Regions from separate parts of the Mus musculus genome. Here all the other regions are linked to region 1. A link is a loop called in an ENCODE intact Hi-C map of the cell type or tissue named here. Cell type or tissue: heart. All regions are shown on one strand.

Region 1 (8,000 bases):
ACAGTAACACCCCAGTTGATGTGAGCTGTGAATATAATTGTAATTTTAAAAGCCTGGTCAACTGCCTAGAGTAAACCAAATGTATAATTATATTTATTTTTATTTTTTCTTTATTATTTTTTTTTTACTTATTGACTTTACATCCTGCTCACTGCTCCCCTCTTGGCTACCCCCTCCCATAACCCTTCCCCCATCCCCATCCCCTTCTCTTCTGAGCAGGTAGGGTCCCCCTGAGTATCCTCCCACCCTGGCACATTAAGTCTCTGTGAGGCTAGGTGTATCCTTTCCCACTGAGGCCAGACAAAGCAGCCCTATAGAAGAACATATCCTACCTACAGGCACCAGCTTTTGGGGTAGCCCCCACTCTAGTTGCTTGGGACCTACATGAGTACCAAGCTGAACTAATCAATCCCTTACAGTATTATTGATACTCTGTTGTGCTTGCAAACAGGAGTCTAGCATGGCTGCTCTCTGAGAGGCTCCACCCAGCAGCGGACTCAACCAGAGCAGATACCCACAGCCAAACAGTGGGTGGAGCCTGGGGACTCTTATGGAAGAATAGGAGGAAGGATTGTGGCCCCTAAGGGGATAGGAACTCCACAGGAAGACCAACAGAGTCAAACACCTTTTAATCCCAAGATTAATTTATGATCAATAAAAATTACAGCAATGCTTCTATTTTTTTAATGTATGAATGGATACCATAAAGAATGATTTTAAAATATAGACTTGGCAAAAGTGCCTTATTAAGTAAAAATAGCATAAAATATTCTCCTTGTCCAAGTATGAGGGGGGAGATTTGGATTCTCAGCTCCAGTCAGATCTAGATTTATGGGATCCCCTCTGTGGCCCATCAAACCGTGTGGCTCATTAGATTCTGTACACCTGTCAGTATGCAGGGCCCAGGCCCGCCAGCTTAGGTCAGAGCTTGGCCTGGATGTATTCATTTCTAGGTTTTTATCTGATTCCAGATACTTTTACATGAAACCGTAAGTCTCTCCTCTGCACAATCTAGTTTACAGATTTCAATCATGGTTTCGGTTTTTGTCTGTGAAACACTTGTGTATTTATAACTCAAGCCCAGACATGTTACACTGTCACCCCTCTTCTGGTTAACATGTCTTCTTGGATGTCCCCAGAGAAACTTATCAAACCTAATGTAAAATGGAACTCTCCACCTTTCTAACTCTGAACTCATTAGCTGGCTCACATGCTGGATCCTCTACTGTGGTGTCTATTGTTTGGTAGATCACTGTCTCATTGTCTGAGCCACCACCACACACATACACACACAAGCACACATACACGCACACACATGCATGCACTGGGGTGTGTGTGTGTGTGTGTGTGTGTGTGTGTGTGTGTGTTTGAGACAAAGTAGCTTCACTATATAGCCCAATATAGCCTGGCTACCCTGGCACTCAATATGTAGAACAAGCTGGCCTGGAACTCCCAGAGACCTTCCTTCTGAGTGCTGGGGTTAAATGTATGTATCACCATGTTGTGTGCCCTCCTGTCATGGGGTCTTTGTCTTAAATGAACTCCTTCCTTCTCAAGCTAATCAATGCTGGTTCATGTTTCAGTTAAAGCGCCAATATCAGTCTCTATGGCCCCCTCTGGTAGGAATTGAAGTGAGGGTCACCTCAATAGACTCCCCATATCCTCTCCCATCCCAGGTCTCCAGCTAGTCACCAGAGATACCTGATATTCACGTACCTGCCAACCAGAGACTTGGAGGGGGCGGGGCTGTCTTCAGCAACTAGCTCAGGGCCTATTTCATAATAGGTGCTCAATAAAAATACGATGAAATCCTTCTCAAGCTTCTACAAGAAAATTAAATGGAATAGAAAATAAACCGGTGGGACCGTCTCATGTGAGAAGAGCAACCTTCGGAAAGAGAAAGCTTGTGTAGCCTGTGCGTAGCAGTGTGCCTTTGTGGTCTCCATGTTATATATGTGAAGTGGCAATCTCAGGCAATGTCAGACACTGAATGCTGAATACCCTTCATTCTCCGAAGGAAAGCAAATTCTAAACGCATCTTGCACTTTGTCAGCATGCAGGGAAATGATGTTGCTGCCAGTGTAAGGAGCAACAATGATATCAGCAAGATTGCCAGGGCTGAAGAAGCCAAAACATGGTCCTGTTTTAACCCAGCAGCCTCCAACCCACATCCCACCCAGCAGGAGGCCAAACCTTTAGCAAGGAAAGACATAGTTTTTTTTTTTTTTTCCAAAAGAAGGACATAGCTCTAAAGCCCATGTGCTTAAGCAAGACCACCCAAGGGTCTAAGATATTTCTTCTTCTCAGTAGACCACTGATTCTCAACCTGTGGGTCATGGCCCCTTTGGGGGGGTCACATGTCAGATACACTGCATATTTACATTACAATTCATAACAGTAGTAAAATTACAGTCATAAAGTAGCAAGGAAAATAATGTTAAGGCTGGGGTCACCACAACATGAAGTATATTAAAGGGTCACCGCGTTAGGAAGGTTGAGAACCACAGCTGTAGAAGAAGTTTTGCTTGATGAGTGAGTGCTTCTGGGACACACAAAGCCAGCTCTTGAGTTTCTGCTTCAAGCTCCAATTGTTACCAGAGAGGAACCTTGAAACGTGGCTGTGACAACTGGACACTGAAGAAGGATGGAGCACAGAAACGCTTAATTGGAACAGCATTGACTTTGTCTGCAGCAAGTATCCTTTGTGATGTTGCCCTGCATTAAAAAAATTTTTTTAATCCCCTCTTGGGTTTCATGCTTTCTGAACGAATGCTTGGAGAATAAGAATACTAGAGGAATTTCTCCAGAAACCCTGAGTGGGAAGCTTCAACACAGTGGCCAGTTGTGCTGACAGGGAATTCTAGCCAGATGGGTGGGGTGGGTGCAGGGCAGAGACAGGACTGCAGGCTCAGCAAAGCACAATGAGAACATTTGGGAAGTGTTTTCCATGAATAGAACACCCCCCCCCCTCCAACGCAGGGCCAATTGAACGGTGGAGCTCTGCTGACATCTAGTGCACAAACCCATGGAGCCTCGCTGAAACGAAGCATCTCAGGCTTAGGGATGGATGCGAGGGAGAGAAACCACAGCATGGAAAACCCTATGCGGTATCTCATTCACTTTTGCATCATTACCCTAAGAGGACGTCAGAGAAACTCATCCATTGTGTTTCATACAGGGGGAAACTGAGGATTGGAGAAAGAAATGTTGTGATTCTCAAAATGATGTATAAGAAGTGCTAGAAGAGACCACTTGAAGAAAGAAGGATTTTTTTTTTTTTTTTTTTGCTCATGTGATATGAAAGGTATGGCAGTGTCACAGCCTGCGGTTGGGGCAGTGGGAGCATGGGCTGCTGGTGACATCACCTGAGCAGTCTAGGACACAGAAGAGATTCAGTCATAACTACAAGCTTATGCCATAGGGCTCCCCCACTGTGTCCACTTCCTCCAACAAGGCCCTGCCTCTTAAAAGTCCCCAAATCTCCTAAAATAGCACAGCTAGCTGGGTATTCAAATCTATGATCCTGTGTGTGTGTGTGTGTGTGTGTGTGTGTGTGTGTGTGTGTGTGTGTGTGTGTTTGTATTTGTGTGTGTGAACCAAGTACTCAAATATATGATCCTGTGTGTGTGTTTCTGTGTGGTATGTATGAGTGTGTGTGTGTTGTGGTATGTGTATGTGTGTATGTGGCAGAAGGGGGCTAGAGGGAGAGAGGAGGAGAGGGAAAGGGAGAGGGAGAGAGGGAGAGAGGGAGAGAGGGAGAGAGGGAGAGAGGGAGAGAGAGAGGGAGAGAGGGAGAGAGGGAGAGAGAGGGAGAGAGAGGGAGAGAGGGAGAGAGGGAGAGAGGGAGAGAGAGGGAGAGAGAGGGAGAGAGGGAGAGAGGGAGAGAGGGAGAGAGGGAGAGAGGGAGAGAGGGAGAGAGAGGGAGAGAGGGAGAGAGACCTAACACCTAATAAGGGTAGAACCAAGCTGAACTGTGATCATTTCCCTCTAGTCTACATCTAGTTGGGTGAACTCAGCTGCTCACCCAACTCCAGCTTCAAAGAAAGACATCCTGCTTGGTGGCTATGAGGTCTTTTTTTTTCTCACCCATGAAGAGGTAGCCTTATGGAAACTGGGGCTGAGTCTCCTCTTTGGATAAGTTCCTAACCTGGCCTCTAAAACCACAAATTTAAAACAGCTAGTTCTCCAGGGAGTTCAAACATAGTTGGAAATGAATACAAGAGGGGGAAAACTGTAAACTCAGGAAGAATTTAAAAAGTCCCAGGCAACAAAGTCCTAAGCTAATCACACAGGCACACAAAGGGAGAGAAGGAGAGAGGAAGGGAGGGGAGGAGTCTGACCTGTAGCTAAGTGAACAGATAGATGATGTTGGTGATAAAGATGGCACAGCTAGAGACAGACATAGATAGAGGCAGGCATAGATAGAGACAGGCATAGATAGAGGCAGACAGACATAGAGACAGACAGAGACAGAGACAGGCATAGGTAAAGACAGACATAGGTAGAAACAGAGAGACATAGAGACAGACAAACAGAGAGACAGACAGGCATAGAAACAGACAGACATGGAGACAGACAAACATAGATAGAGACAGACGTAGATAACTGAAAACAAACATGCAAAAGGGTGTCTTGGAGCCCACCGCTATCCCCTGTACCTTTCCCGGATGGCAGCCATCAGCTGATATGTATTCACCTAGTGGCAGAATGAAGACCTTGGCAAGAGTCATCTGCTTGCCCTCAGGTCTCTGAGGACTTTATCTGAGGACAGCTGTTCACCCCATGGCAGAGTTCTGACCCATTTCTTACCCTTTCAAATGACTTTTAAAAGTTTAGATTCTTAGCTGAGGTGTTATAAAATCACTTTATTTTGCGTAAAATTTAATATCAAGCAGCAAAAACTAATTTTTAATAGAACAGAATGTTTAGGATAAACTCTATCTTCTTTGCTTGTCAGGGGCAATGTTGGTTTATCTTGTGGGTTTTCTAAGAGCTCGTTTACTATCAGAAACTATGTATGGTAAAGACACCATCTCAGATTTTTAAACTGTAGCTTAAAGAGCAAAGACAGTAAGACTTATTCTTCCTCTGACCCATAATCAGCATTAAACTCTCTATTATTAAAGTTGTTTTAAATCACTCATTTGAAAGTCAGATGCATTTGTGCTGAGTTCACTGGAACATCATCAACCAAAAAAAAAAAAACAAAAAACAAAAAAAAAAACAAAACCCAAAACCCCCAAAACAGCTCCAAAAAATGATTCCAGAAAATCCCAAATCAGAGGGAAATGAGTAAATGTTCACTTCCCTGGGCACTAAGTTTCAATATTTGTTGAATTCAATGTTGACATGTATTTTATTGGATTCTTAATAGCAAGAAAAAGCTTTATAACAGGGAAATCATGACAACTTACTGGAAAAAAATGTAACTATTTGTTCAACCAGAAAATTGCTGTAATTTACTGAACTCCTATCCAACCTAGGGTTTATTTTCATATCATGTTATATCTTGTCAAAAGAAAGATGCTAACTAGAAGCTTCTGGGGAGTGTATTAGGGCATCTTTCTTTGAGCAAGAAAAACAATAGAAAAGGACATCTACAAATTGTCTGTTTGAGGAACGTTAGTGCTCTGTGCTTGTAAATAAACATTCTAACAGCATCAGTAGGAACAGGGTAGCAGCTCTACTTTCCCGGGCCATCATTGACCATCGGGCAGAGGTCATCAGTCTCAGGAAAGAAGAGAAAAGAGGTGAGCAAGGGATTGTAAACTCTCTCATATGGCTGAAGAACTGGTAAGAATAGCTGAGTGACAGTGGGGGTGATGAAGCACATGGCAGCATTCTGAAGAGATCCATCTCCCATCATCCCAGCCAACTGTATGAGATAGAAATGGAGGTAGGCATCCGAAATTGGAGACTGAAATCTCCCCACACTCAAAATAAAGGCAATTAACTCAGCCTTCCAAAAAACGCAGAGCTGAATGGGGCCTCTGCAAGCTGCATTCAACTCCAGAGTTTAGGTTTAGTGTGCCTGACTCAGAACATCTGAGTTGCAAGTCAACTTTGCATTTCTTGGTGATGGATATATGTGCTTATGTGCATGGGAGTGCACAGATTTACATATCTTTTCCAGTTCGCTTATACAAAGATGAGTCAGATGAACAAATCGAAACACCAGCAAGAACCACAATCTTTCTGTTTGGTTGGTCACGTACAAGTGAGTGACAGGTACAGCCAGGACCCTGAATTTTGGAGAAGCTAACAACACCCCTTCTCCTAGATCCTCTTCACCCCGAATTCTTCTCAAGCACTTGCTCAGAACCCGCTCCCGCCTTTGCCTTGCTTTATCATCTAACCGTAGTATTTGCAACTCTTCTGGGGAGGACAGCCTTAGACCACTTTGTTGACTAATGCAGACCCCCAAAACCTATCCTCCTGAGGCAGACAGCCCTTGAGTGGTGGCTTTTCAGGGGTAGGAATGTGAAAAGGTTTTGGGTGACTTTGAGAGATGATTTACTCCAGAACTCTACTGTGGGGTTGATTACACTAAGGCTCCCTTCTGACAGGCTGTCCCCACTGCCGTCCTTAGCCTCCTCCACCTCTATCCGGTTGTCCTGCTTTCCTGCCACCTCCCAACCCTCCATTGATAACCCACACACAATTCCTTCTCTCAGGATTCTTCTGGAGCCTCTCTTGTCTCCATTCTTTTTCTTTAACATGTGAATAATAATGTTCAGTTCACACAGGGCTGTGGTCACTGGATCAGTGTGCACAGGGAAAGAGCTTACTTAGAACCATCATTGGCAACCACTGATATGTGCGTTGGGGCTAAAATGATTCCCTTGTGATGTTAATATGAGAAATAAATATAAAACCATTGTATCTTTCAGCAAGGTCTTATTTTCGGGTAGAAAAGCATAGGATTTAAAGTTTGTATAGGTCGTGTCTATTATATACACACCATATACAATATGAGATATGTATATGTTATACACACACATACTTACTCTCAAATTATTCATATACAACATGTCTTTAGGATGAAATGAGACCTCAATAACAAACCTAATCTAAACGGTGTGTGTGTGTGTGTGTGTGTGTGTGTGTGTGTAGGTGACAAAACCACTAGACCATGTGGCACAGACCCCTTAGCCATCCCAAAGAAAGACGGCAGTTGATTCAGCTGCAGCCCATCTGTCACGTGCATGGCCATGGTAAACTTGACTCTCATGGTTCATTTGTTTGCTCCATGCTGATTTGGCCCAAATTTCCGGTCTTTCCTGCAGTAACATGCCACTCCTTCCACATTGTCGACAGCAGCAGCAGCAGCAGCATCTTGGTAATCCCTCGAGGCCACATGCTTAAAATCATTTATTTCCAAGATCATATCCCCAGACCAATATATCACATTTTTGACCGTTTTTTTTTTCTTTGAAAGACCTGAAAGATCTTCTTCCCTCTAGTGCTGTCACTGTCATCTACTCCCTGGAGCTTCCTGTTTAGAGATCCTGGCTACGGACTTGCTCTTGGACTGCCTTGCCTCCTCCGTCTTCAAATCATTTGTTGGTAGAGTATTCTTCAACATACTTCAACACCTTTCCCTCCTTGCCAGCACATGTTACTCAGATTATTTAAGGCGCAAGCTCACAGCACCGGCCACGTGTTAGGTATCGTCCTAAGTGCTTTACAAACTTCAACGTTTGTTAAAGGCAGACACCATCGTTACTCCAGTCTTGCAGATGAAGAATCAGAGCTGGATAACATATCTAATGGGATGGGCTTAGTAAATAGAAGAGATGGAGGTCAGAGTTACAGCCATCTGGCTCCATAGCCTGAGTACCAGTTAACAGCACAGTATCAATTGTGACTGTCCCCTAATCCCTGTGGCTGTTATTATCATCTGTTACCTCTTTCCCCAAACTCTTGGCTCCAAATGATTCCTGTTTCTGAACTTCTGTATGCAGTTTTGAAGGTCACATAGAGAGAAGACGACTCTACAA
Region 2 (8,000 bases), 670 kb before region 1:
TGTTCATCCACTTCCTAATCCTCTGGAGTAAAGCATTCATCCCCAGGAGGGAGGCTTACCCTTCACCATGAGCAAATGTTGTTGTTGTTTTGTCCAGTAGTGCTGTGGTATGACCTGTGTCCCACCAAATCTGCTATGGTAAGGTCTTATGATGACATGGGCCTTTGAGAGGTCATTAGGTTTAGATGAAGTTGCGACAGGCATGAGATTCTTTCTGTGACAAGATTAGTGCTCCTATCCAAAGAGGTAGCAGTTCTCCCTTTCTTCTCCATGTGGGGACATGGGAAGCAGTCTCCTACATGCACACGCTCTCAGACCTGACGATACTGGAAATCCAATCTACATTTTCTGTCCCTAGAAATGTGAGGGAATATAGTTTGAGTTGTTAAAGCCACCAGATCTACAGTATTTTGGTGTGACAGCCAAAGTGATTAATCTGTTCAGATATCCTGTCACCGACAATTGGGAGACAGTCTGGCTTCAGGCCATGGGTCTTCGGGAACAGTATTTTGGGGATATTTTCTCACACCAGACTAGTCTTCAGTTCTCTGGATACCAATTGCTGTTTCTAGTTGGCATTGGTGTCTGATCTAACAGTTTACAAGGGCTTAGCCTGCAGAACCGCCCCCTTTCAGATGCCTGTTATAAGCCCAGAGGGTGCACATAAAGTAACGGTTACCCAGAGCACTGTCTTTATGTTCAATAATGTGTTGGTATAAATCTTAGAAGACAAGAAAATGTGTATGCTTATTAATTGTTATAAAGAATTCAACTCAAGAGAAATGAAGGCAAAGGGTAAAATTTCCATGCCCTCTCCCAGTAGTCACCTGCCCCAGAAAGTTCCTGTGTTCCAGCCACAAGGTCACATTTTGTTCAAGATCTTCTGGAGAGCCCAGCTTCCAACTCCACATGTTCCCATAGATTGGTGGATGGAGAGATCTAGGACTTTCTGCTGGTCAACCTCATCATGATATCACTTGGGGTCCTTCAGTAGGTCCTTCATTAGTATAAGCTTATATGTGTTTAAGTGGGGCTTGTTGGACTAACTGAACACACTTGTAAAACATTAAGGCTTATTTATTTTGTGTATCAATGTTTTGCTTGTATGTATGTATGTATATACGGCATTTGTGAGCCTGGTACCCATGAAGGTCTGAAGAGGGCATCAGATCTTCTGCAGTTAGAATTACAGGTGGTTGTTGGCTGCCATGTGGGTGCTGGGAATTGAACCTAGAGCCTCTGCAAGCAAGGGCAACAAGTGCTGGTTATCACTAAGCCATTGCTCTTGCCCCTGAAGACAACCTAGTTCATGAAATCCTAAGGGATTCTAGGAGCTCTGTGTTAGGAATCAGGGACAAAACCAAAATATATTTCTTATTATATCTCACAGTGCCAAGTTCATACCTTGTTGTTTCTAGTCATCTCCTTGTTCATCATAAGATGTATAAAAGGAAGAGAGATGAGAAATAAGCAGTTATGTGGTATGCAAAGATTCTTTTGACAGAGAAATGGATGAAATAATGAAGAAAATACATTCCTCTTAGGAGAAAATGCTTCTTCCTCTTCCATCTCAGAGCGACACTGTGAGATGAAATAAGTGCATGCTTTTGGAGGGGTGCAGTGCTTTCATCAGCCTGACTACAGAAGAACCTTGACCCTCACCCAACTCAAACAGCCTTGGCAATGGGATTTGGCTTGGTGAGAAGCTAATTAGAAGATGGGACTTTTAGGTACTCTTCAAATGACCCAGAGTTTCAAACAGATGTTTGGGGAAAATGCATACCTGCTGCTCTTCCATTAGCCAATTACTCTGTTGCAACTGTCACAGGCCCTCTTTCTGCAATAATTATGAAGAATTATGTCCCATCTGGCAGCTCAAATGTTTAGCTCAATTTGAAGGAAATTTAGTTGTAATTATAGGGGCAGTGTTTCTGTTAAGTCTTGAAAAGGAGCCTCTCCCCACTGCAAAAGCTTTGCTGGAAAGGTACAGCACATATTGGGGAGGGGGGAGTCTCATAGAAGCACTAAGTGCATACTGTGCACACACACACACACACACACACACACACACACACACTCCTGGAGAGTGTAAAAAAAGTACATTCTCAGGAATACAATGAACCATAATATAACAAAGTACTAAAACCTAAAATCTATTACATTTAAATGTAAGCCTATGGATTCTTGCTGGCTTATGGAATTTCAAAAAATATTTTGTATTCTTAGAGTCCCTTTGTAAATTTTAAACCATTAATTTGTATATCTCTAGAGACATGATTTTAATATTTTTTCCAGTGTAATTATGAAATTGTAAAAGTTTATTTTTGTTTAAATTTAACCTTTCTTAACACAAGTGAAAAAAAAACCAAGTTGAAATTGAAGACAAAGAGAAATAATCACTTACTAAGACTGTGGGAGTTTTGATTCTATTTTAATTATTTACTAAAAAACAGTCTCTGTCTGTATGTGTGTAGTCTGTATGAGTTTATGTGTACCACATGGTTGCAGTTGCCTGCAAAGTTCAGAAGAGGGCATCAGACCCACCCCTGAAACTAGAGTTACAGGTGGTTGTGAGATGTCTAATGTGGATGCAAGGAAATGAACTCAGGTCCTCTGCAAGAGCAGTAAGTACTCTTAACTTCTGAGCCATCTTTCAGGCTCCTTGTCTTTTTTTCTTTTTTTGAAGTCAAATAGTGAATTGTTATTTTGTTTACTAACCTTGAAATATACACTTGGATTTCCACTATGTATGGTAGATAAAATTACTTCGATAGATGGGCAAGTTTTATTCTTGGGACCTGGGAAAGGTTTAGCCTCTCCGCGCACCCACTCAGAACTCCAAAGCAGCGTAAGTGCTGGGGAGCAAGCATGCAGCCCAGGTGTCAGTTTCCTCCTTCCGAGAGCCAGCCCAGCAGATGGAACAAAAGAGTTTATTTCTGGAAGATATGAAGACATTTTGTACTTGTAAATATTTTCTTACCCCATATTTTTAAAATTATCTAATTAGCATGGGTCACATTGACTTGTATTTTATAAACCAACTCTGCATTTCATTTTAGACCAAGGTTCATTCATTTTTTTTTTTTAGCCATCTCCCAATGTGATATTATATTTACAATAAAGAACATCTGGATATTTGCAGTTGGAGAAGTCTTCGTGCTTTTAAAATATGACATTGAACAAATAGTTCTCCATCAACGGCTAAACAGCAATCAGCCATGTCTCGGATATTTGGGTGGATTTGGTTTTGTTATTAAAAACATTTGTTTTTGTATCACTTAAAACATCTTAATATGGTATGTAGGTATGTAGGTGGTGAAAAAGCAGGTTATGCTACAAGGAAAAACTCTGAAATTTTGTAATAATTAGGGTAATAAGTCTAAATGAAGAATAATGGCTGGGTTTCCTTCGGTCTGGCCTTGATTCTTTCCAAGTGAGAGCACGGTGGTGCAACACTGCCCCCTACTGTATGTCTTTGCCCTGCCCTTTGAAGGAATCTCAAAAGAAAAAAATTGGAAGAAATCAACAGCTTGGGACAAACCTATCTTCTTACATTTGGTATTTTAAAAAGGTGTTGTAGAGAGTACTCAGCACAGACACTCAGAGGATTAGTAGACTCCTCGCTTCTGTGGTGCCGTTTACTTTCTTACGGGGCGTTGCTGAGGTAACAGATGACACGTTTTTGTTTTTCCCCTGATGGATGGTAGTGGAGGTTTGTGAATGTGCTTCTGTTTCAGTTAGCGCTTGTCTCAAGGAATGGTGCATCTTTGAAAAAAAACGCACAGGATCTCTTTGAGGCTGGAAAGAATAGGGCTTTTGTCCATTTTCATGATAGCTTCAGTATTTTTAATAACAGGACCAAACCTTGAGGTAAAATGTATCAATTTAACCAATCACATCTTGGAGCTCATCCAGGCTTAACTGTCTATAAACAACTTTGTCTTATTTTGTGTAATAGAACCCTTAAATTCATGTGCAAGAGTCTTTGGCACGGATAACATTTAAACTTTTTCATTTTGATGAAAAGTTGAATTCCTTCTTTTCCCTTTCTAAGGGTATTACTTTAACAACATTATTTTGATGACATGTCCTTTGCAAATGCATACTTTCGGACATTAAAAAACAAATCGAAAGCCACTTATCATATGAATCATTGTTAAAGTCAGCTGTAATCCGCTGTGTAAAATCTCCCTGTAAAGGCACACAGGCTAGGGGCTTAAACCTGGAGCACATTAAATTAGTTCCAGTCTCTGGCGAACTGGCTTTGCCTGCCTTGCTTAGGCAGGCAAACCGGAAACAGGCAGTTTATAACAAGAAGTCTGCCTCAGAAACCATGGGGTCTATTGGAGAAAGATTTATAGCCCCACTTATATAAACATTACAAATGTGGACTCCGAGTAGGAGGGGAACCGTTATCGAAATCTCCCGAAGAGCTTTTTCATTGTGAGTAAAATGGACAGCGTGCACTGTTGTTTGAAGACCCGCCAGCGTTTCCACAGCCGTCCTCTCCACTGCTCTGCCTGATTAAAATGGAGCATTGTGAAGACTAACCAGACCACCTACTTCTAATTTGTTTTCACAGTAAGACTGCATTGGCATCAAACCTGGAGCCAAAGAGACTCTGTGCCAAAGGAGAAAATTATCATTTTGGAGTTAAAGAAAAAGGAATATAATTACATGAAATCTAGGGGTAATGGAGTCTGGACTTCAGTTTATACCACTGCCTGAGTTTAAGTGATTTTTACATATAAACTCTTTCCTAGATATCGTGTTGTCTTTGAGATTGTAATAGAACCCAGATGAGGCTTGAAATATTTGGTCCCATAAAATGAGGAAGGCTGAAAGGAGAGATTAACATTTGAGATTAGAAAAGCTATTTATTTGATACTTCACATATGGCGAGCTGAGGTCTATGGGCTGCACGTCTGTGTTCTTCTCATTTAGCTTTATCTCATTTGTAATGTCTTGAAACTTTCCACATAAATACACTTTCTTTTGCCCAAATATCTCTAACAGGGCACTAAAATCAAATTCTCTCTTTTCTTTTGGGCTTGTTAATAGTAGCTACTGTCTTGTGGGTCCAATCCAGGTGGTGCTGAGTCCACTCTCCTTAGGATCTCTGCAGCATTCCTGGAAGATAGCGAGCACATCTGTTTTTAGCATTTTTAACTCAGTCCAAACATAAGGTTATTTGGAAAGCACCTTTAAAATAGGGGCTGCTGTAAGAAGGAACACAATGAAAGGTTGTGACTGATAAAACATGAAGCCAGGATCCTCAAGAAGAGAGTGGAGTTGAATGTCGTATGCAGCACACCCATAGAAAGGTCCCCATGTTTTCTTTGTCCATCAGGTCTGTTTTCTTTGATAGCAAGAAAAGCCACTCCTCTAATTTCAGCTGGTGAGCAGAAATGAAAAATCTGATCATGTGTCACATCAGAGAACAGGTGGACTCAAAGGGAGGTTCTGAGCAGTATCACACGACTAATACTAGTGATAATTTTACTGGGTATTATTTTAAATTTTTAAAATTATTTTTATTATAACATTCTCATTATTTTTGAGAATTTCATATACCTGTGCAGTATATTTTGATCATATTATGGACCTCATGTATCAAGGCTTACATATGCTATGTACCAGACTTAGTGTCTTATGTATATATGTCTTTACTGTGCAGCAACTCCAGTTTTGAAATGAAGAAGCTGAGATTCTGAGTTTGGGACGCGCTCAGCCACTGTGAGTGGCAGTGACTGCTGTGACCAGCTCTTCTGGCTCCCAAGCCTATGCTCGTTACCTGCTTAAGCACCACACAATCCATGTTGAGCTCTTCACCTTAAAAGCCATTTGGAATCTTGTAAAGCACAACCTGTAATCCCATGAGTGTCTAACCTGCTCCATTCCACCCCATGAGTGTCTAACCTGCTCCATTGTATCCCATGAGTGTCTAACCTGCTCCATTGCACCCCATGAGTGTCTAACCTGCTCCACTGCATCCCATGAGTGTCTAACCTGCTCCATTGCACCCCATGAGTGTCTACCCTGCTCCATTGCATCCCATGAGTGTCTACCCTGCTCCATTGTATCCCATGAGTATCTACCTTGCTCCATTGCATCCCATGAGTGTCTACCCTGCTCCATTGCATCCCATGAGTGTCTACCCTGCTCCATTGCATCCCATGAGTGTCTAACCTGCTCCAGTGAGGTCCATGGACTTCTCCTCAGCAGCTCTCTCTGCACCCAGAGCCTCTGTGCACAGATGAGAGGTCCTGAACATGAGATGAACTCTTGCTCTGAGCAGATGGATTCAAGGCTCTTTGTGTACAGGTCATTCAGGTGGGGATGTAACCCACAACCTTCTGTCTGGAAGGCTTAAGAATATGGCTGGGTCTTGTCATCTGAAGGTAGTTTATTATCTGTCCCTTCATGGGACTGAAACACCCTAAGTCTTTTTGATACTCCTGGTATTTTCCAGTACTGCCATTATGGATTTCAACTATGAAAGGCCACAGTTTTGAATATAAACGGAACTTGTGCTGAAGGCAACAATGTTTTAACTGCTTATTACCACCACTTCTTTGGTTGAGTAAAATTTAGTAATTTCAAAACTTTGACCCATGCCCATTTATGTATGGCAGAAGGAAAATATATGACATTATCATGGATTTTATAATGAATAATAGTCTCCTAAAGCAAGCAACAATGTACCAATAGCAGTAACTTGTGTATTTATAAGGTCTGAAGAGATTGTGATTGATAGTAGTGAATTCTTCTTTGCTTACATAATTGAGGCAAGGACTGAACAGAACAACAACAAAAATTCCAAAGGCATAAGCAGACCTAGTAGTGACAGTTCTGAGGGGGAAAGAGGAAGAGAAAGGGCAGCATTCTCTACACCTGGGAGACAAGAGGCGTGCTTTGGAGTTGATCAAAGAAAAAATGAAGGTGTAGCTGCAATCGAGTGTTTAAAATCTGTCAAAAGTCAGATTAAAGTTGTGATATAAATGTTGTGTATATCTGGGTATTTGTAAGACAGTTAAGTCTTACCTTTCACAGAGGAAAAGAGGATAAAGGCAAAAGAAGTAGTATGACATGTTATTGAATGGCTTGATAAGGAGCTCCCAAAAGCAGTCAAAACCAATGGCCAGGCGAAGGCAGTTTCTTCTGTGAAGTGGGAACCCACTCAAGAAGAAAGGGGTTGCGTGGGGGTGGCGCAGTTAATTTTCACTCTGAGCTACTTAATGCTATTAGAAAGGAGTCTTCGTGTATGTGTTCAGTCCTTTCCTTCTGTAAGAATATTTATTTCAAGCCCCCTCAATGGGATGGGAGGATGCCCAGGCTCTCCGTGCTGGCATCAGGGATGCCCTGCTCTGCAGTTACTTTACTTGTCTCTTTCCCTTGAGCAGAGGGAGAGCCAAGAATCTAAGTCCAGTGCAACACAAAAGTACCTAAAGTTCCCTTTGTGGGCAAGGTGAGGGTTTTCAGAAAAGACATCTTTCATGATCTATATGGCTAATTAAGCAAGCTTTTCTTGATGACCAAATAACCCTGAACATTGACCTATAGACGATTTTGATTAATCTTCAATCCAGGTTAGTGAGCTCCATAGATTTAAATGATGGATGTAGGACCACAACACCTCTTGGGCTTCGTAGATTATTTTTTCTTTTTGTTTTGCTACCAGGATGTGATCTTACCCTGTTTCTTGTAGCAAATAAGCACACAGCAGCCTTGAGTATCTGGAACCTTAAAGCTGGTTAAGCTCTTAGTGAAACCCAGTGGGTTCTCTTTGGAAGCAGGGGTTGTCCCAGCTCACCACATGCATCTTAACACCAGCATTTCTCTTGGTTTCCTTTGCAGACTGACTTTTGCTCATCTCTTACACTGTTGTCATTCCTAGATAGATTTTTTTCTGGCCATGTCTATTTTTCAAAAAAAAAAAAAAAAGAAAAGAAAAGAAAAGAAAAAGAAAAAGAAAAAGAAAAAAAAGAAACCTATATGGT
Region 3 (8,000 bases), 75 kb after region 1:
CAAAATGGAACAAGATCGCTGACCCTGGTGTCTGCTGACTGTGTCTACACATGCACATTTAAAGGGGACAAAGAAAACACAAGACTCAAGGCAATTGTTTGGAGTTTCTGACAATAAGAAATGGGCCTCTCACCTATGGGGGATCTTGGAGAAAAGCCACAGAGGGTGTGAGGAGAGCACAAGTGGACAGCTTGTTATAAAGGGCTCAGCAGACAGAATGGAGTCATGCCCTGTTCCCATGAATGTATTTCTTGTGTAAAGACTTCGGGAAAAAACCTAAGGTGCAGACACACACACATCAGTCATATGCCTTTATCATACACTTGGGAGGCAGAGACAGGTGGATATCTGTGAGTTTAAGGCCAGCCTAGTTTACATAATGAGTTCCAAGTCAGCCAGTGCCCAGGGTCACTTAGCCTCTATATTGAAAGAAAGAAAGGAAGAAAGAAAGAAAGAAAGAAAGAAAGAGAGAGAGAGAGAGAGAGAGAGAGAGAGAGAGAGAGAGAGAGAGGGAGAGGGAGAGAGGGGGGGAGGAAGGAAGGAAGGAGAGGAAGGGAGAGAGAAGGAAAGAAAGAGAGGGAGAGAGCAAAGTGGGAGAGTAGAGAGAGGGGACAGGGAGAGACAGACAGACAGACAGAGAAGAAAACAGAAATTGGTTTATATAAGTCAGGCTGGTTTGTTTTTCTGTCCAAGAGCTTGAGGGAATACAACAAAATTCTAATGTTTACCCTGCCCTAAAATTACTAAACTACTTCTATCTTTTTTTTTTTTTATCTATGTGTAAGTATACCAAGTGGATGCCTGGTATCTATAGAAGCCAGAAGAAATCGTCAGACCCCCTGGAAGAGGAATTAAAGGCGGTTGTAGGCCACCTCGTGGATGCTGGGAATAGAACCCAGATCCTTTGCAAGGTCAGCCAGTGCTCCTAATTGCTAAGCCCTCTCTCCAGTGCCTCTATTTTCAAACATTAAAAATCAAAACAGAAGCTTGCTGAGGGTTCAGTAGTTGGTATTATGCATGAATCTACGTTTGTGGAAAGGAAAAAGGAAGGCTTCTTTGTTTCTCACAGCTTTACTGCCAACATTGGCATATTTAGAAATTAATGGCTATATTTAAATGCATTTAATTCTCTGGGAAAGGGGATCTTAACAGAGAGGTGGCTTAGTGGGACCTCTCCAAACAAAATCTCAGACTGTAGAGTGCTAGTGTTGGGTTAATTTTGCTTAAGGCATCTCTTCAACATAGTCAAAAGGATACACATTTCAGGACACTCAGCCAAAGAATGTACAGTAGAGCTAGTCCAGCAGTTAGCCAGGCTCCACTATCTGTCAGTATCTGTCTTTCGGTCTTTCCAATACAAGATGTTCTCTTTCAATGTGAGTGAAGATATTTTACTCAAAAAAGAGCCTCTGGCTGCTGAATTCCTTCAGTTTGACTCACTGCTCCCTTGAAAGATTAAGCACACTATTTTTAGAGCAGCCAGCAATGTCAGACTGACAGTTCACCTCCATGATCAGGGTAGGACCTGAATCACCTCCAGGAACAAGGTGGTAGTGGGCTGGCAGGATCCATGCCTACCCACAGCTGTACAGGAACTGATCTAGTCACACACACACACACACACACACACACACACACACACACACACACACACTTTGGTTTCACAACAGAGACAAGTTACAGATACATGTTATTTCATCTGGAATGAGAAAAAAAATTCACTTCTTAGGTTGAATTTTGTTTCTAGCAGGATTTAATGAACAGACACAAATCATAATAGGTATCTACCAGCCAAGTTGAGCTCGTTTGGAGACAACCTGATAATTCAGAGGATGGAAAATGCATTCCCACAATCCCCTAAACTACTGCCACAGCTCATCATATTCCCTTGTTTCTTGATTCTGCGTTAAAACATCATTAATACTGAGCTATTGGCATTTAAAGCAAGAGCTTGAATTACCTCATTTGAAGTCAAATGCTAATCCCTTACACTTTTCCTAAAGAAGCCAAAAGAGAGAGAGACAGAAGAGAAGAAAGTAGGAGGAGAGGAGGAAGAGGAAGGGAGGGAGAAAGAGAGGGAGGTAGGGAGGGGGAGGGAGAAAAAGAGAGAGAGGGAGGGAGGGAGAAAGGGGAGAGGGAGGGGAGAGGGAGGGGAGAGGGAGGAGTGAGAATGAATCCTATTGAAGAATTTGGCTAACTGGGGGAGGGGAGCACACATGTTCTCTTCTTAGATGAGGCTTACCAAGAACTTTAAAGATGTCATTTAAATCAATCTTGAAGCCTCCTCCTCTTGTCCAGATTCACTGCAGGCCATTGGGTGCTGCGTAGTTCCAGGGTACACTGTTCTCAGAATGGCCTGTCTCAAGCAATAATGTTACTACAGCTCTGATGGTTTGGTTGTAGGTTCTTCTCAGCAAGAACCTTCATTCCCAGTATAGATCAGCTGCGTCCCTAAGCAGACGGGTGAGGACCATTTTGCTTTCTCCATTGCAGTAAGACTTCTTTTTTGAAGATATTTTTATTAATACTTTGAGAATTTGTACAAGCAAACAACGTGTTTTGATTATATTTACCCTAGCTCATCCACCTAACTCCTTCCAGATCTAGTCCCAATTTTCTCCACACTCTGTCCCAAGGTCATATCCTGTTTCCTCTTAAACAATCCACCAAATATAGTTTGTGTTGCTCATATCTTTATAAACTCGGTGATGGGGCCAATCCGCTGGATTGTGATCAGTCTACCAGAGCCACACCCCTGAAAATAAAAGGATTTTCCCTCCACTAGAAGCTGTCAACTGTCGATAACTCTATGAGCCCTCCCTATCAATGCTAGATGTGGCCTGGCTTGCTCTTGTGCATATTTTTGCAGAAAACCATAGCTGCTGTAAGCCAGCTCTACATCTATTTGTGTGTATATGTGCCTTCCTGAGCGTGTGTGCACCATGTATGTGCAGATGCCTTTAGAGAACAGAAGAGAGCATCAGATCCTCTGCAACTGGTGTTAAGGTGGTCATGGTGTGAACGCTGAGAATGCAGCCCAAGTTCTCTGCCAGACAAGAAGAGAAAAAGCTGACATCCCAAGCCATTCATTGCATTCATCTCAGTAAGAACTCCAGGTTGGTGGTGTTAGATTGAAATTTTAAAATACCAAGATAGATAGATAGATAGATAGATAGATAGATAGATAGATAGATAGATGATGACAGATAATAGACAAATAGATAATAGATAGATGATAGAAAAATAGATAATAAATGATAGATGATTGATAGTAGATAGATGATAGGTTGATAGGTAGATAGATAGATAGATAGATAGATAGATAGATAGATAGATAGACAGATAGATAAACAATTAGACAGACAGACTGACAGACTGATAGACAGGCATGGTTGATAGATGGATAGATAGATATGATTAATGAATAGATGATAGACTATTGACCAATGATAAACTAATAAATGATAGATAATAGATAAATGATTGATAGATGCTAGATGAGATAGATAGATAGATAGATAGATAGATAGATAGATAGATAGATAGATAGATAGATAGCCAAACAAGAATTACTCCCACCTTCACCTCCTGTGCTTAAGAAATTGCTTCTTGAGCCTTAAGAGGATAAAGCATATAAGCATATACATCCTTTATGGGGTGCTATGACATAGTTGTTTAGATTTTCTGACACTCTATATTTTTATCCCGACCATTCATTATCAATGCAAGATGTTTTCCAAGTTTACAGTGACCAGTTAAGCTAGGAATGACGTTGTAGATACTATCTGAGGACTAATATTTTTTATTTTTGAACCATTACCAACAGCAAGTGTGCTCGTCTCATTTCCTAAGCAATATTGCCATCTAGTGCCTTCTCTCAGACATTTCCCAGGGAACTTCTGGGTCCCAGGCCTGAGTTTCCCTGGGAAATGCTGCTTGCTTGGACTTCTTCCAACTGTGGTGGCAGCTACTTAGGGAAGGGGAGGTCACACCAGGAAGTATTATGACTTTGATAAATCCAATGCCATCCCTGTTACATTCTCACCACCCGATAGTCAATAGAGAAAGGTTGAATTCAAACATTGAAAAGAGCTGTTGTTTCTAGCTAACATTGTTTAGAGAATTAGTAACCCAGCCAAGCCTCTCAAAAGTTGTCTCACTCAAATGAGGGTTACACGTGACTCTTTCTTTAGAATCTAACTTTGCTTTGATGGTGGCAAATTATATTGGGCTTTGAAAGAAGTGAAGATGGGGGCTGCATTGTTCATTGGGGAACAAAGCAAGTATATTTCTGGCAGTTCTGGGATCACTGATATTTTTTCAAAGTAGAAGTCCAAACTGTTCGATGGCGTGTCTGTGGGAATTCCAGTCATGGCGGGCCACCCGTGGGGGTCTGATGTCACCTTCTCTCCTTTGGGATTTTCCTCTAGAGACAATGGAGGAATAAGCCTAGGTCATCCAGGAACTCCTCACTCCCCTTGGCCTGTGACGGCGACTATCCAGCTGTACTCGTGGGGAGTCACGATCCTAGCTATGACCCCAGCTTTCAATCACACATGCTGAGCCCAGATCTCTGCGATGTAAGGGAGTAAAGAAGTATAGTTTTCTCAACAACAACAAAATGTATCCAACACTAAGGACAAGAAAATATTGACATATATATGGGAAATAAAATGAGCATTCTCCCCCAGCCTCTTTTATCGACAATCTAGATGTGTGGCCAATGACTTGCCATGTGTTCTAGGTACACATGCAGATAAGGATTAAATATGCTCAATTTTCAATGGCTTGCATATTTCTGGATGGAAACAAGTAGTTGAGCACATGCAGTCTGTAGGTCACACAGCATTCACAGTTGGGAAAGTTCCAGGGATTGCATTAGGCCTCAGGTATCCTGTTCAAGGGTTAATGAAGCCCGATCTTTGGCCAATATTTCCAAACCTGCCTTTCTGTGCTGATGCAAATGCCCCAGAGACTATTACTAGGCTTGACAGGAAACCCACAGATGCATCTTTGATGTGCATACCAAGTATTTTTGTCAACAATTTGGGAAATACTAGCTAATATTCTCATTGAGTTCACTGAGCTAAGATTTACCATAGTTCAGATTTATTGTACATCTAATTTATTTTTTAATTGTTTTTAACAGCCTAACTATTTAAAGTCAAAATCATTTGAAAGTTCAGTAAAATGAATGCATTGTATGAATCAGGGCATATGTGAATCTTCATGTGAAATGTCATTTGCTGTCTTCATATCCACTCATACTTCGCTTAGAGGTTAGATGCTTATATGTAAGGGAATGCATGGGTGCCAAAGAGATGAGAACAACTGAAACCAGGAAAAGGGAGAAATTCAAAGAGAAGCAAGAGGAAATTAGAAATGAAGATGTAAAGATATAAGGTAAGGGATTTAAAGAAAGACATACACACTGGATACATTCTGGTATCAGCATTGGAAATGGAGGCAATTTTATCTTATAATACAAATACAATATACAATATTATGTAATATTGTATCTTAGAAAACAAAGATAAGCATGTATAAAACACACAAGAGATTCCCAGTTTGGAACTTTTATTGGGTACCCGGTTGTACATCCTTTACTTCTGTAATAAAATACTAGAGGCAGATTATTTATACTACAAAAAAAAAAAAAGCTTTATTATAGCTTAAAGTCCTGGATAGCTGGGACACAGAGTGATGCTAACAGAGTCTACAGACAGCACAGAGCTCCACACAGCAGAAAATGCTGAATATATGTGTTTATATGTCTCTTCTGCAGCCACCAGGACTGAATCATGCCCGGCCTAAGGACACTACCACACAGAGCCCCACAGTGGGAGTCAAATTTCCCCCAAGCATCACCCTTCAGTATGCACAACCCCTTAGCTCTGTCAGAATCTCCAACAACTGAAAGTTGTGCACTATGCTGTGTCAACAGCAAAAGCCTCTCGAATGATAATGAAGGGAACTTGCTCCATCCTGCCTCACACTCATGACCCACAGGACAGGACCAATGCTGACATCTACTGGTCTATGGCAAAAATCTACAACTTGTTCCCTGATCTAAAGAGACAGAAGTATCACGGGAATAAAATGCCTTGGTCCCAATGTTCCAACAAAAGAAATGAGTTACTAAAGGACCTGATTTATCGTGTGACAACCGAGGTACTTCGACAATTGTCCAATGACTGGGTCGCCTTTCTAGATCATTTTACAGCACGTTTTAACACATCGTTTCATTACTAAAATTCTGAAAGCACTATAAGTCAATTTGTAATTAAATCTGCAATATACACACTTGTCAGCCACCCAGTAGAAGGAAACAGATGCCCAGCTTTGATAGTGAATCGTGGGTGACAATGTGGAAGTCTGGTTGTGCTAACCCCTGCTGGGAAGCTTTTCAAATGTGAAGTTGTCCACTCACAGTTTATTTGAAATGGGAAAGCTGGTTCCCATCTTACTCTCAAGGCCTCTGCTCATTTGTGGATTAAGGCTAAACTGCCATTCTAAATATCTTTTTTTTTTTCATGTGGTTCCTGGGCTTGTAGTTCCATGACCTAATGCACTTTGTAAATGCTAGATTCTTTAAGATTCTGTAACATCTCTACCCTTAATTATATGTATGAAACGAGTCAAAGCAATACCACTAAGAAATCTTCCACCAACTCTACAGCCCTACAGAGTGATCTCAGTATCACTCTGCCCACTATGGCATGGATGTATGACATGCCTAGAGACAAATTAGAACGGTCAGCAAATGCCCTACTGCAACTTAAACATCCAATGGTGGAGCACCCAGCTGAGCTAATGGGGCGTGTTCAAGGCGTGTCCTTTGAGCTTCGTCTTCCTTCTTAGACTGGCTTCCTTAGCAATGTCAGGATTCTAGCATAGAGTTCTATTCTCTGGTATATTTGACCATACTATTCTACCCTTCCCTTTCGTAGCACTCCACCCCCACTCTGTGTGTGTGTGTGTGTGTGTGTGTGTGTGTGATGTGTGATGTGTGCATGTGGATGTGGGTGCATGTATCTATGAGTTGAATGTGGAGGCTGGATGTCTTCCTCAATCTGTCTCCACCTTATTTTTGAGACACACCCCCGACCCCCGCTGACCTGAGCTCACCTGTTTATCTTAGGCAGGCTGACCAGAAGCTTCTGTTGTGGGCCTGTCTCTAACCTCCCAGCACTGGAGTGAGACATGGGATGAACTGCCATGCTCAGTCTTACAAGTGCTAGGATCCAAACTCAGATCTTTACATGTACACAGGAGCTGTCTCCCAGCTGCCCCATCTTGTTTAATCGAGAGATCCTTGACTGATAATATTTTTGAATCCTTCAATTGGCAGGTAACATTTTCCTTGCTATATTACTGGGCCTTACTGTGTGTTTTGCTTTCTGCTTGTTGAAACAAGGCCATCCTATATAGCTCAGGCTGACCAGAACAAACTAGCCCAGGCTGGCCTTAAACTTTTGGCAATCCTCCTGCCACAAGCCTGACTTTCATCAGCTCCATGTTTTTATGTGTCCATATCTGTTCTTTATGACAAGAAAGTCACCAAGGAATACAGCTAGACTGGACATTAAACTCCATGAAAACCAACCCTTTCTCTACCTATCATATACTGCAAAATCTGAGAAATGCATGTATTCCCTGTAAACAAAGCAAGAAACACAGAGCCAGCAGTGTGTGCCAATAGAAGCAGAAGAAGTGAGAAGGTCCTTGCTCTAAAGCAAAAGACATTGGAACAAGACTATAGAGCACAACTGAACAAAGAAGTCCCTTACAGAAGCCGCAGACGTCCCGGTCCTATCTATTGTGGGAGCCACTGCAGTAAAGTAAGTAATGAAAAGTTAAGCAGGTTCCAAGGAGGGATCCTGAACAGGCGAGAGGGGCAGCGAATAAGAAAGTACAGCCAGCAGCCATACTTCCCCATGGAGCTGAACCTATCCCAGGTCAGCCTGCCACAGGATGCAGTCAGTATTTACTTGAATGTG

The links. Hi-C counts contacts between places; a loop is a spot of excess contacts. Peaks named below come from ENCODE experiments on the same cell type or tissue, not always from the same donor. Only the 100,000 strongest peaks of a DNase experiment are listed, where the experiment ranks them.
Region 2: it touches region 1 in a loop (2.2-fold over the local background); 2 of 42 quality-filtered maps call a loop at or near these places.
Region 3: it touches region 1 in a loop (2.7-fold over the local background); 3 of 42 quality-filtered maps call a loop at or near these places.

The regions. Positions count from the first base shown.
Region 1 is chr5:73,756,860-73,764,859 of GRCm38, reverse strand. No RefSeq gene overlaps it. Among named protein-coding and RNA genes, the nearest start is that of Gm34960, 44 kb to the left of the region's middle. In heart, a CTCF peak has its summit at 3,019 (motif pointing left); a DNase peak (open chromatin) is centred at 2,879; H3K27ac peaks cover 259 bases; H3K27me3 peaks cover 508 bases.
Region 2 is chr5:74,429,445-74,437,444 of GRCm38, reverse strand. All of the region lies in intron 4 of Scfd2 (Sec1 family domain containing 2), which reads left to right. Among named protein-coding and RNA genes, the nearest start is that of Scfd2, 98 kb to the left of the region's middle. In heart, a CTCF peak has its summit at 3,469 (motif pointing left); no DNase peak of the experiment used is centred here.
Region 3 is chr5:73,682,231-73,690,230 of GRCm38, reverse strand. No RefSeq gene overlaps it. Among named protein-coding and RNA genes, the nearest start is that of Gm34902, 34 kb to the right of the region's middle. In heart, CTCF peaks have their summits at 3,857 (motif pointing left) and 6,042 (motif pointing left); a DNase peak (open chromatin) is centred at 1,520; H3K27ac peaks cover 1,389 bases.